Regions from separate parts of the Homo sapiens genome. Here region 2 is linked to region 1. The links are chromatin contacts, found by Hi-C or POLR2A ChIA-PET in ENCODE. All regions are on one chromosome and are shown on one strand. The core of a region is the stretch at or near the end of the contact, and the rest is flanking DNA. Distances in the headings are between cores, read along the strand shown.

What was found. Hi-C counts contacts between places; a loop is a spot of excess contacts on that map. ChIA-PET counts read pairs that join two places held with the same protein, here RNA polymerase II (POLR2A). Pooled maps may share reads with other maps.
Region 2: a pooled map shows a loop between it and region 1 (2.7-fold over the local background). The contact joins two enhancer-like sites. A Hi-C loop is called at or near these places in 7 of 50 pooled maps. POLR2A ChIA-PET finds 5 or more read pairs at or near these places in 3 of 52 experiments (activated CD4-positive, alpha-beta T cell, activated CD8-positive, alpha-beta memory T cell and activated T-cell).

Annotation. Positions count from the first base shown.
Region 1 is chr10:62,562,720-62,568,456 of GRCh38, forward strand. No RefSeq gene overlaps it. Among named protein-coding and RNA genes, the nearest start is that of ZNF365, 190 kb to the left of the region's middle. Within about 2 kb of position 1,897, at least 18 of the 41 ENCODE cell types and tissues checked have a DNase peak (open chromatin) inside an H3K27ac peak, as active enhancers do.
Region 2 is chr10:62,634,123-62,639,389 of GRCh38, forward strand. The region is part of intron 1 of LOC105378327 (a long non-coding RNA gene); the gene reads right to left. Among named protein-coding and RNA genes, the nearest start is that of ADO, 170 kb to the right of the region's middle. RefSeq lists enhancers at 3,160-3,249, 3,540-3,779, 3,790-4,019. Within about 2 kb of position 3,394, at least 20 of the 41 ENCODE cell types and tissues checked have a DNase peak (open chromatin) inside an H3K27ac peak, as active enhancers do.

The sequences.
Region 1 (5,737 bases), core at 647-3,146:
AAGGGTCTTAAAGAACACCTAATTTAAGCAATTCACTTTGTTAGAAGAGGAAATACAACTCCAAAGAGGATAAGTTACTGTCCAAGGCTGTACAGGCAAAGTCTATATGGAGAATCTGATAGACTTTCTGGCTTCTCCTTGGAAGGAAACAAAGTGAAAATGAATTTAATTATGCTAGCCAGAAATGACTCTTAACCAATGTTTTCTAAGTATGCATAAGAACTTCTGCTAAATGCTATAAGACACTGACATGACAGACACTGAGATGCTGCTGTAGCCTCAGTAAGGTAGCAACTGGGAGGTGGCTGGTGACTTCACATTAGAACCACTGGGAGCTTTATCAATACTACTGATGACCTTGTCTGAGCCATACTCTACAGAAATGAAATCTATTGAGAAGTTGGAGGTGAGATGGGGCCCCAGTGTCTGTACTTTTCAAAAACTGCCTGGGTGATTCTAGTGCAGCCAGAGTGGAGAACCACTAGCCTAGAGCAAAACAAGATCCGGAGTCAGAGAGAAGAGAAAAAGATGGCAGCAGAGGCCTCAGGCCAAGGGGTGCCCAGATCACCAGCAGAGAGGAGGCAGTGGTGCTTATCTCCTTATTATGCGCACACACACACACACACACACACACACACACACACTCCTTTCATCTGTCTCCTCTATGGCTACAAGGGGAGAAATCCCTTGGTGGGAATAAGACCAGCATTAAGAAGAGATGGATAAAAAGATCATTGGCCAGCCCAGCCTTGGGCCTAGCTAAATCTTACCAGCATAGATTTGTAAAAAATTCTGTCAGCATGGCCCTGTGACTTTTTCTGAAATGCTCCCATACTCTGTGCTTGGAAGCAGAAAGAGTAGGCCTGTGGGTTATTTAGAGCTTTGGGCAGGCAGGATGGATACAAGCCTTCTTGCTAGCAGCAGAATTGACAGGTGAGAGAAGCTGGTTGATAGATTCCATGCAGATTGTCCTTGTTTCACAATTTCAGTGAACCAGTGATGACTATAAGGAGTAGACTCCACTGTGAGGGGGCACACCTTATTCTACCTGGAGTGAATTCCCTGCCCAGGATAGTGGTGCTTCACTCTGCCCATATCTATGCTTCTTAGATTCCTTTCAAATCTCCCTTAACATCATTTGGAAATAATTTGTATTTTCATTTTGGCTAAATTTTAGACATACAACCATCCCTCCAATTATTTCTGTAATAATGTCCTTCCTGTGCCTAGCGGAACTGCCAAATCCGGCCACAGCACAGCTGATTATGAACTTGTGACTCAGTGGCCGACATTTGAAGACAACCTTTAACTCCAATAAGAAGCCAGCAGCCAGCATCTTCTAGCAATTACTGTAATTTATGTATTCAAAAAACGAAACGGCAATGTTCAGGTTTCTCTAAGAGATTCTTGCCTTAACCACATGAGGACTGAGTCTCGTTTGTAGAAAAATGAGACTAGCTTCTTGTCCTTCACCTCTGACCACGGGGAGTCTCAGAATGAAGTGCTATCTGAGATTAAATTGTGGCTTTCTTTTGTTTAATTTTTAAAATTTTACTATCCCCCGCTCCAGCTGGAAACCGAGAGTTAGTATGCACAGTCTGCTTTCCAACTGAACTGCCTAATCCTCTATGACTCAGCTGTCCAGAGCCACAGCTGGCTTGGCATTGATTTTAAAAGCCTCTCTTTTCTGTCTCTGTCTCTCTCTCTCTCTCTCTCTCTCTCTCTCTCTCTCTCTCTCTCTCTCTCTCTCGTTGTTCTCTCTCCTTTCTGCTTTCCACTCTAAAGTCCCCTCCCCCTCTCCCTACCCCAAGCCAGTTCCACAGTGAATTGATTGCCAGATCTTTCCAATTGGCCATAAGCAGTGCCAGAGGGAAACTCCTAGTTCTCTGGCTACAGGCTTGGGCTGGGGAAGCAGCTCATAAGGTCAGTGTCCCAAACTCAAGCAGACAGCAGTACAAATAAACAGCCATGGGGAGACAGACACGGAGTCAGGAAAATCCCCTACATGACTAGACTATCAGTTTCAGCAATGCCGTGACTGGGAACATCAGGTTCAAGCCCATGACACTGAGGCCAAAGGGTTTGCCTTGGAATAAGCATTGTTCTCAAGCCCATTTCTCTCTAGCCAGAGGCCATATTTTGTTAAAGAAAAAAAATTCACCTGAAGGATGACTGGGAGTCAAAATTAAATAATTATAAAAAATGATACATTTTCAGGATTTGAGTTAATTGAGGTAGAAGGACAATCTAAATTAGTTAAGAACCTGAATTATGGAAGTTCTTGAAAGACAAGTGCCAGTGGGGAAGGGTCCTCTTGGTAGTGTTCTAGAAGAAAATTTGGTATTTGAAACCACACATGTCCATTTAAATGGACAAGAACCATGAGGTTCTTACCAGAGGCAGATTTATCATGAAACTAGTGAGGTTTATATTTCAAGACTCCCCTCTTAGATAGACACAGCTAAGGGGCACTAACATTGTGTTTACATGGTTATATGTTGTAAAATTTGCAAAAGTAAAATGTTTTAATATTCTTTTACTTAAAAAGGGATCCCCAACTTATACAAGCTTCAGACCCCTTGAATCCTGAACCCATATCAATTGGGAAAGGCATTTGGGGATAGATGGGGTGAGTGAAGGGGATTGCCTTTGGGGTCCACTTTTGTTCTTGTTTATTCGGATGAAAGGAGGAGGTACCCTAGTGTGGGGTCCAGCTTTTAATTCTCATTGGTGACTTAGGGCTCCCCTTCGTCCAGGCAGCCTCCCTCTTGCCCCTCAGAACAATCTAATGTGACCCTACAGACACCTCCTGTGATCATGGTTCTTATTTTAGAAGTAAATGTGAGCATACATGTGCCCAGCATAAAGAAAGCATTCTATAAAATGCTAGCTATGGTGGACAATTTTCCGTGCTCATAATGGTACTCCCTTTCTTTTGGGCATTTCTAGTGCAACTCACATCCTTGGCCATGACAATCATCTATGGTTGAATGTGTGACTCAAATCAGGCCTTTTAGAGTCTTTCCCCAGGTTATTCAACTGCAGCATGGGAAAGAGGGTCTCTTTTCTCTGTTCCCAAGGCTGTAAAGGCTATGAACCTATGGCTGGTAGCTGACAGGGATCCAGCCTTGTGGGAAAGCTGGTGTGCGAATGAATTCTAGAGAAAGTCAGTAGCCCTCCAGTGCCTGATTTCAGCACCCCATCCCATTTTCCTGTGGGTTTATAAGCCCACACAATTCCCCTTTCTTCTCAAGAAGGTTGCTGTCTCTTGTAACCTAACTTATCCTAATCCATTTTTAATCTGGAGTCACATGGTCATGAAAAAAATTCTTCCAGCTCTCTGTTTCTCTTCTATTGCAACGAAGTTTCCTGTTGAGCATACTCCCTGTACAATCATCTCCTACAGTGAAATTTCAATCGCTTTTATCAACACTCCTGACATCAGTGAATTACTAAACATCTTTCACTTTTGCAACTCAAACTATAGCACAAGTACCTATTGGGTCCAAGGCAACTGGCTCCCATCTGGACCAGGTAAACTACCTGGAATCTGACTGTGCTTCTACTGCAAAGTAAACAAAGGTACAACATCTCCAGGATCTATTACTGAAAAGTGTGAGGAACTGGTAGGTTGACCAATGATGGCCATAACTTCTGGAATATATTAGGCACTATGTATATGCTGGATTTAAGATTATCTGAGAGCTCAAAGCACATTTTTACGATCACAAGAGTTAAAACATAGACCTGGCTGTGTTGGGTGTAATAATTTTGGTCTCACTGACATTACTCCCTAAGAGATGACTGGCCCTATTAGGGACACCTTGGGATAGTCATTTCCTGTATGTATAGGGCTTTATGGCTAGAGGGCCTCTTAGCACCTGACGACTCTAATTTTGACCCAATAAGATGCAGTGTTTACAATGCATAAATGTATACCGCAGCTCAAATTGATGTAATCAACACTCTAATTAGTGTTGCTGAGAATAGGATCTTTCAATTAAACAGTTAAGAATGACTAGTAACTACTTCACAAATAATATTTGTAGTTGATTTATTAAATAATACTATTAAAGACTTAAAAACAGTCCTTTTCATAAGTGAGTTACCTACTCAATAACCCAACTATATTCAACTTGAAACCCAATTTTCATGAAAGTTTACTATCCAAGTTTTCATAAATTATATGCTAGAAAAATCCAAATTATAGGGCAAGTGGCAAATGGTAAGTTACCCTGAATAGAGTGTTGGGCTGGAATTCGGAAGTCCTAAGTTCTTGTCTTAACTCTGTCCCTAAATTACTGCAATTACTCTGAGCCTCAGTTTCTGCATCTGTAAAATGATAGGGCTGGACCATATCATAACTACAATTTATTGAGCTATTACTATGTGCAAGGACTTGTATGTGGAGCTTCATGTACATTATTTTATTATGCCACCATTTATTTCTTCCATTAGTTATTTTAGTACATGGTACTTTTTATGCTTTACTCTGTACAGAGCAGAAAACTGAGGCTCACAGAGACTAAGAAACTTTCCCAAGATCACACAGCTAGTAGGTGGCAGAGTAGAGATTCAAACTGGGTTAAACTAGGTTCAGAGCCCACACACTTAACTACTACTTGATTCTGTTATTTTTGGAGGATCTCAAGATTCTTCCAGCTACAACGTAATTTTCTTACATTTCTAAGTAGCAATCCATTTCAGGATTAATAGGGTTTCATTATTATCTTAGTATATTTGGACTGGTTTGTGACAGTTAATTTCCAGTTAATCCAATTACGATAAAAATGTGAGCTGAGACCCACAAATTTAATTATAACCAACTCAGAACTAATTTTCAGTAAAATTAAGAAATACCAGTCAGGAAAATACCAATGGCTGTTAGATTCTATAACTTATTCTGCAGCTTATTTTGACTACATTTTAGGAACAAACCCCATTTAGAAGATGAACTCTGTCCTGAAGGGGAAATTAACCACTCTTGACTCTTTCCCCATTAGTAAAATCCTAAAACAAATACGGATCTTTCCCGCTGGTTTCCAATCCCTTTACTCCACCCCAGTCACTACAAACACAGTCTGTCGGTGTGGTCTGACTGGTTGTTGTTGGTGGCAGTGACTTTAATCCTACCCCACCTCCTCCAAGAGGGAGCTTAGATGCCAAGGGTTTAGCTCTTGGAGTATTTCTCATGCTGTTTGAGGAACTGAGTGTTGGAGCTATAAAGAAATATAATATGTGGCCCATTGCCTTATAGATATCCCAACAGTGAGGGCACAAATGAAGCAGATAAAAACGCAGAAAACAGTAGAATAAAGGGTATGTTAAGAGCTCGGCTTCTATGGTAGACGTAGGGGAAGAAGCTATGATTGAGGGCTGGGTGGGAAAGAGAAAGAGAGAGATTGAGTTGAGGTATAGACAAGACTTGGATTGGCTGGGGAGAATGGGAAGGGGAAGGAGAGGAGGGGAATTCTGGGCAAGAATACCAGGATAGGGAACAAGGAAGGAATGAATGCAGTGTGCTATAGCACTGTGAAGAGAACTTCTGTGCTAGCAGACTTCTAACCAAAACCTCTAGTTAACAACTAGAAAATTCTGTCAGAAAAGGTCTTCACAGGCAAGGACTTCATCTCTTTCGCTTATCACCATGTCCTTGGTGTCTATAAAAATACTTAATACAGAGTAGGTAGCCAACACATATAATTCAATGCCTAAATGTTGTATTTCATGTAGACCT
Region 2 (5,267 bases), core at 2,144-4,643, 73 kb after region 1:
TCTTACAGCCCACACTTTCAATACTACAGATACTCCTGCCCCTAAATTATTTCATGCATACTGAGTTCAAGAGTTCATTCATTAGCTGACCGAAGAACACTGGGTGCTTTCCCATAAAGAGCTGCACAAAACTGTTCAGTTTAACAGCAGTACCATGTTGGTAATGGGAGATTCATGTAATTGTCTGAATATGTAATTGCATTTAACAAAAATGACTGGGAAACAGGGAAAGAAAGTGCTGGTATTAGTGAAAATAAGCAGAGAGGTCTCATCAATTTAATAAAATTAAGACAAAAATAGAAATCATCAAGTGTGCTATAAGTGGCAAGTCTTTAGCCTCAATTGGATGCTCAATGGAGGATGGTTGATTGTGTGTTCAATTATGAAGACAAAGAACAAATTAAAGAGCATGGTGAAATTCTGGAACTGTATTGTCAAATATAGTATCCAAAAGGCAAGCCGTAGTCAGCATTTCTATAACTATTTTTTAAATCTCTGGGAATCCTCCTACCCCTTAACTGAATAGGATCTGAGTCTTATTGCTTGATCTCCATACATTTGATTGTCATATGTTTTTAAGAATACATTATATATCAGAACAATATTCAAGATTCTTAAAGTCCTCTCCGTTTCCAAAAAAAAAAAAAATTGGGGGGAAGTAACACTTTAAGAGGAAGTAACAGCCAACTGAGAACAAAAGTCAAAGATTGTATCTTGGCTATAGCTTGTTACTTAACAATTAAAAGCACAGGTATAAAATTCAGACACAGCTAGATATGAATCCTGACTTTGCCATCACCTAGCAATGTATCTTGAACAAGTTACTTAATCTTTCAAACCTCAGTTTCTTCAGCTGTAAAATGGGGATAATAGTTGTCACCTACCCCATAGGGTGGCTGCAAAATGCAAGTAAGTGAATATATTCAGTATGCTTAGTGCTGTGCCTGGTACTTACTCTGGGCTTAAAATATAGAAGCCATTTTCTACGAAGGAAGAAGGATGCTGGAAGGAGAGATGGGAGGGACTGAACGTGGCCCCTGACAAGGGGCAAAGATAGATCCTGAACTCTATTAAAAACTCAATGAGGAAACACAAGTTCTATTACTACAGCTACTCCCTATCTACCCACTAGGTCATTCTGGCTTCTGCTGGTGTGAGTGGGAGTATGCTATTTATTCACCTAATGACTCCTTCCAAGTTAGAGAAGTTGGAAACCCTGACAACTGTTCCAACCATTAATTCTCTCATTTCACCACCTCTGCACACAGGAAGGTGTGTCTCCTGTATTACTGTCACATCTGCATTTTGACTTTTCAATCGTCTGAGGCTTCCAGCTCTTTGGAATCAGTGATTACAGCTTTGTGATTATACAATTAGAAGAGGCTAGGTTGAGGATACGCTGTTCAAAACAATAACGTGGCTGCCTCACATAGCGTGGTGGACACCTGGCACCACCACCTCCCAGGACACATGCTCACCACCCTGGGTCTCTGTGCTTGTTTCCCCTGACATGGCCAAGACTCTACCCCCATTTCCATTTTGACAGCTTTCTTGTCTAAGTTCTTCTTTAAAGGTTTATTAGGGTATCATGACATTGTTGATTGCTGTTTAGCATTGATTATTAGTATTAGCCCTGCTTATTGAAAAACTTTGAGAGAGTCTTATATTTCTAAGATTTCATCTAGACCTCAAATGCCCTTACGGTGTAAGCCCAGCTACAGCAGAGGTAGAATCTGAGCAGGGAGGGGAGAGTGGCTGCAAAATCTTGGAGGAAAATGAAAGGACAGAATACAATAAAAGAATACTCAAGACTGTAATGCCAAAGCCCTCAGCCCAGGGCCTGCAACACAGTGAGAAGTTCTCAGTAGTCAAAATCCACCTTTCTTGTCCTATGACACTACCCTGCCTTGTTTGGTTGTGAAATAACTTTCAGACAAAATCAGTAGTTCTAAATATTTTGGTGAAGCTCTTTCCTCCTTCTCCTGGGCAAGCCTTCCGCGTGCATTGCCTCCACTCACTCACCTCCCATTTCCACCTATGCTAATTTCACCTCCACACCCAGGGCCACACTGTGGCTTCACTGCATCAAGATCACCAAGTGCTCTATCCAGTGCATGCTTTTAGTCTTCGTCTCACTGGCCTCCCTGAAGCGTGTGACACTGTGGACCAGTCTTATCCTCTTGAAACCCTCTCTCCTGCCTTCCTTGACACAAATTTCTCCTCTTCTCCTTGGCAGTTGCCCTTTCTGGCTCTTCCATCTTTGCCCACAACTTTGAGTTGACGAATTGAGGGACTGTCCTTGACCTTCTGCCCTTCCCACAGGACAGGGCCTCCCCTGCCATGCTTTCAACAGCCACCTGCTCACCAATGGCTCTCATGTTTTTCTCCTCATCCCTGACCTATCTTTTGTGCGTCAAACCCACATAAGCAACTGCACATTGGGCCTCTCCACTTCGGTGTCCCACAAGCATCTCAAATTCAACATGCACAACACAGAATTAGTTGTCTTACACCCCTTTCGTTCCATGTCTTCTATAGTCACTCAAACCAGAATCCTGGGTGGCATCTTACATGTCTCGTTTTCCTTTAACTCTCAACCCTCTCCCTCTACTACCCAATCACCAAATCTTGGTAATTCTCTCCTTCTCTAATCCTTCCACTCTTCCACTCCCTTATTTGCAAACTTCACATCTTTCTTGAATTATTTTAACAGCCTCCCAACTACTTTTCTTGCCTTCTGTCTCAACCAGGCTTATTCTCCCCACAGATACTCAAGCGACCTTTTTAAAATGAAAGTCTAATAAGCCTCTGCCTTACTTAAAGTCTAGCCAGTAGCTTCCCATTGCCTATGTGGTAGAATAAAAACCCCATTGTAGGGCCTGCAGGGGGCTCTGTGATCTGCCTCCTATATTTCATCTCTGCTCTTCCCCCTTCCTTCTCTCCAACTTATACTCTGGCCATCAGAGTTCTAGAAGTTCCCCCAGAGCATCATGCTTTTCAATGTATTTGCAAAGGCAAAAAAAAAAAAATACACTTGCGTTTCATTCCCACCTAGACAGCGCCTACTTCTTCATGAAGGCCTAGTCCAAGCATTCTCTCTTTAGTCTTCTATAACTTTCCCCATCCCCCCAACTCCTCTCCCCTCCTTAGAGAACTGCCCACTTTCTCCGATCTGCCACAGTGTATATATCTTCGGAAGGCATCTACCACACTTATTTACATGTCTGTCTCTCTGCTAGACTGAAAACTCCTTCAGGGTGGGGATGATCTCTTAATAGTCTTTACTCTCACCCCTGTGCACAGATCCTGCCATAAAACAGTTAGAGAACATAGCACCCCACTCTCCATCAAATCAACCAGAACTGAAAGCTCAGGAAGCTGCGTTTGACGGCTTCACTTTTAGTTTCAGTTGCTCAGTCTGGGCAGCTCAGAGCAGCTTCCTGAGCCTCCACCAGTTCAGAAAGCATCCAATCTGCAGTGAAGTGTGCACTGTCATTTGTTGAGCAGGAGCTCACAGTGATCCTGCTGATAGGGAGGCCTTTGCCGCCTTTCGCCCAAACCCCATGCCCTCTGGACTATGCATCTTAAAGGTCATGGTCATGGGCGGTCCTTATCAATCAAAGCATCAGGCGGAGAAAAAAACCCCATTCTGGGATATGGTGAGACATGTCGGTTTCAAAACATTGCAGATTGTTAAATGAGTAATGTTAATGTGATCTCAGAATAGTAAATACAACCCCACAAGGAAAAGATATTAGCTGCATTATCTGGAAGGAAAACAAGAAAGGAAAGCAACATTTGGCTGCAAAAACTATGAAAGAGATGTCTGTATGGTGATTCAAGTTCTACTAGGGCAGGTAAATTGCATTTTTCTGATTGTCTGCCCACTCTCCTCCCCCCACCCCATGTGGGGACATGCACTCCCTCATTAAATCTCTTCTCTGGGGTAGGGTATGGGACTTGGGGGAAGTGAAGGGAAGCGGGGAGCATACACATAGAGGAAGAAAACAAAGGCCTTCATTTTCTAAAAATATCACTCACTATGATTGAGAAAGAGTTTCTCAAGAAATGCGAATGTCCTGCACAGGAAGTAACACTTCATCACACGGCTAATAATCAGCCACGTGCTTGTCAGGGTTAGGTTTTTCCCTTCTGTGGTGAAAAGGTGGCTCCAGGCAAGCCTGGATATCTTTCCCGCCAGCCTGATAGTTATTTAAACACATTCAGCTCTTATCTTCCAAAATGTGTGAGTGTGCTACTCCCATTACATCAAATTCATGTGGAAGACTCTCAGTGGCGGGGGATGGGGGAGTCTGCAATTTTAAAGGGTTTATGTGGGGCCAGACTACCGTTCCCCCACCCCAAATTGTCTTTTCCACACTGAAGCAGCTTGCAGGGGCCTGAATATTTATCCAGTTAAACAAAATGTACTTTCCTTCCACCCTCTAGCTCAGCAGATTTTGCCCCTTCTCTCTCTGAGGCCTGGTTCTTCCCCAGAATCCAGCATCATTAAGGTCCCTTATCCTTAAAGAAAAGAGTTAGGTCAGCGAATTCACTCCAAGATATTGGCAACTCACTATGTCCGCTAATTACATTTAAAGGAGAGAGAAGTACTTTACCCAAAGTAATGACTCTCTGATGGTGAAGTTTCTGGTCTTACCACGGGAGCCGGTGAGACTTTCCAGTGCCTCTCAAGTCTTACTACATTGGTGACCATCGATGATGTCTGACCCTCATGCCAGGGTCATAGCTCATTCCCTGATAAGGGTCTGGTTGCTTTCATCAGGATTATCAAGTTGCTTTTATGCAGTGCATTTTTTGTACAGCTTTTTTTCAGAAGCACTTGGTAGATAAATTAAATCCCAAGGGTCCTTGCCCCTTGCCCAAAGATCCTTAGCATACGCCTCTCCATCCAGAACTCCTTTGACAGAGAGGATCCAGGTTGAGGAGGGGTGAGGAGGTTTCCACCATGTGAGCTCTTAGGTGTGCCAGTCTTGAAGACTTAAATCATATGGTAATCCTACAACAGATACATGAAGCTCCTCATTCATTAATTTATTCGAGTATCACTTATTAAGCTTCCACTCTGTGCCAGCCATTGCTCCAGAGAGTCACCAAAGAACCAGACTGACAAAGTTTCTGCTCTGATGGAGCTGAAAGCTGGAAATTGGTTTAAACTATTTCTGTCTGTCTCCAGAAAGCAGAACTGGGACAAATGGGTAGGAGCCCCAGGGAAGCAGATTTCTGCTCTATACAATATATTATTA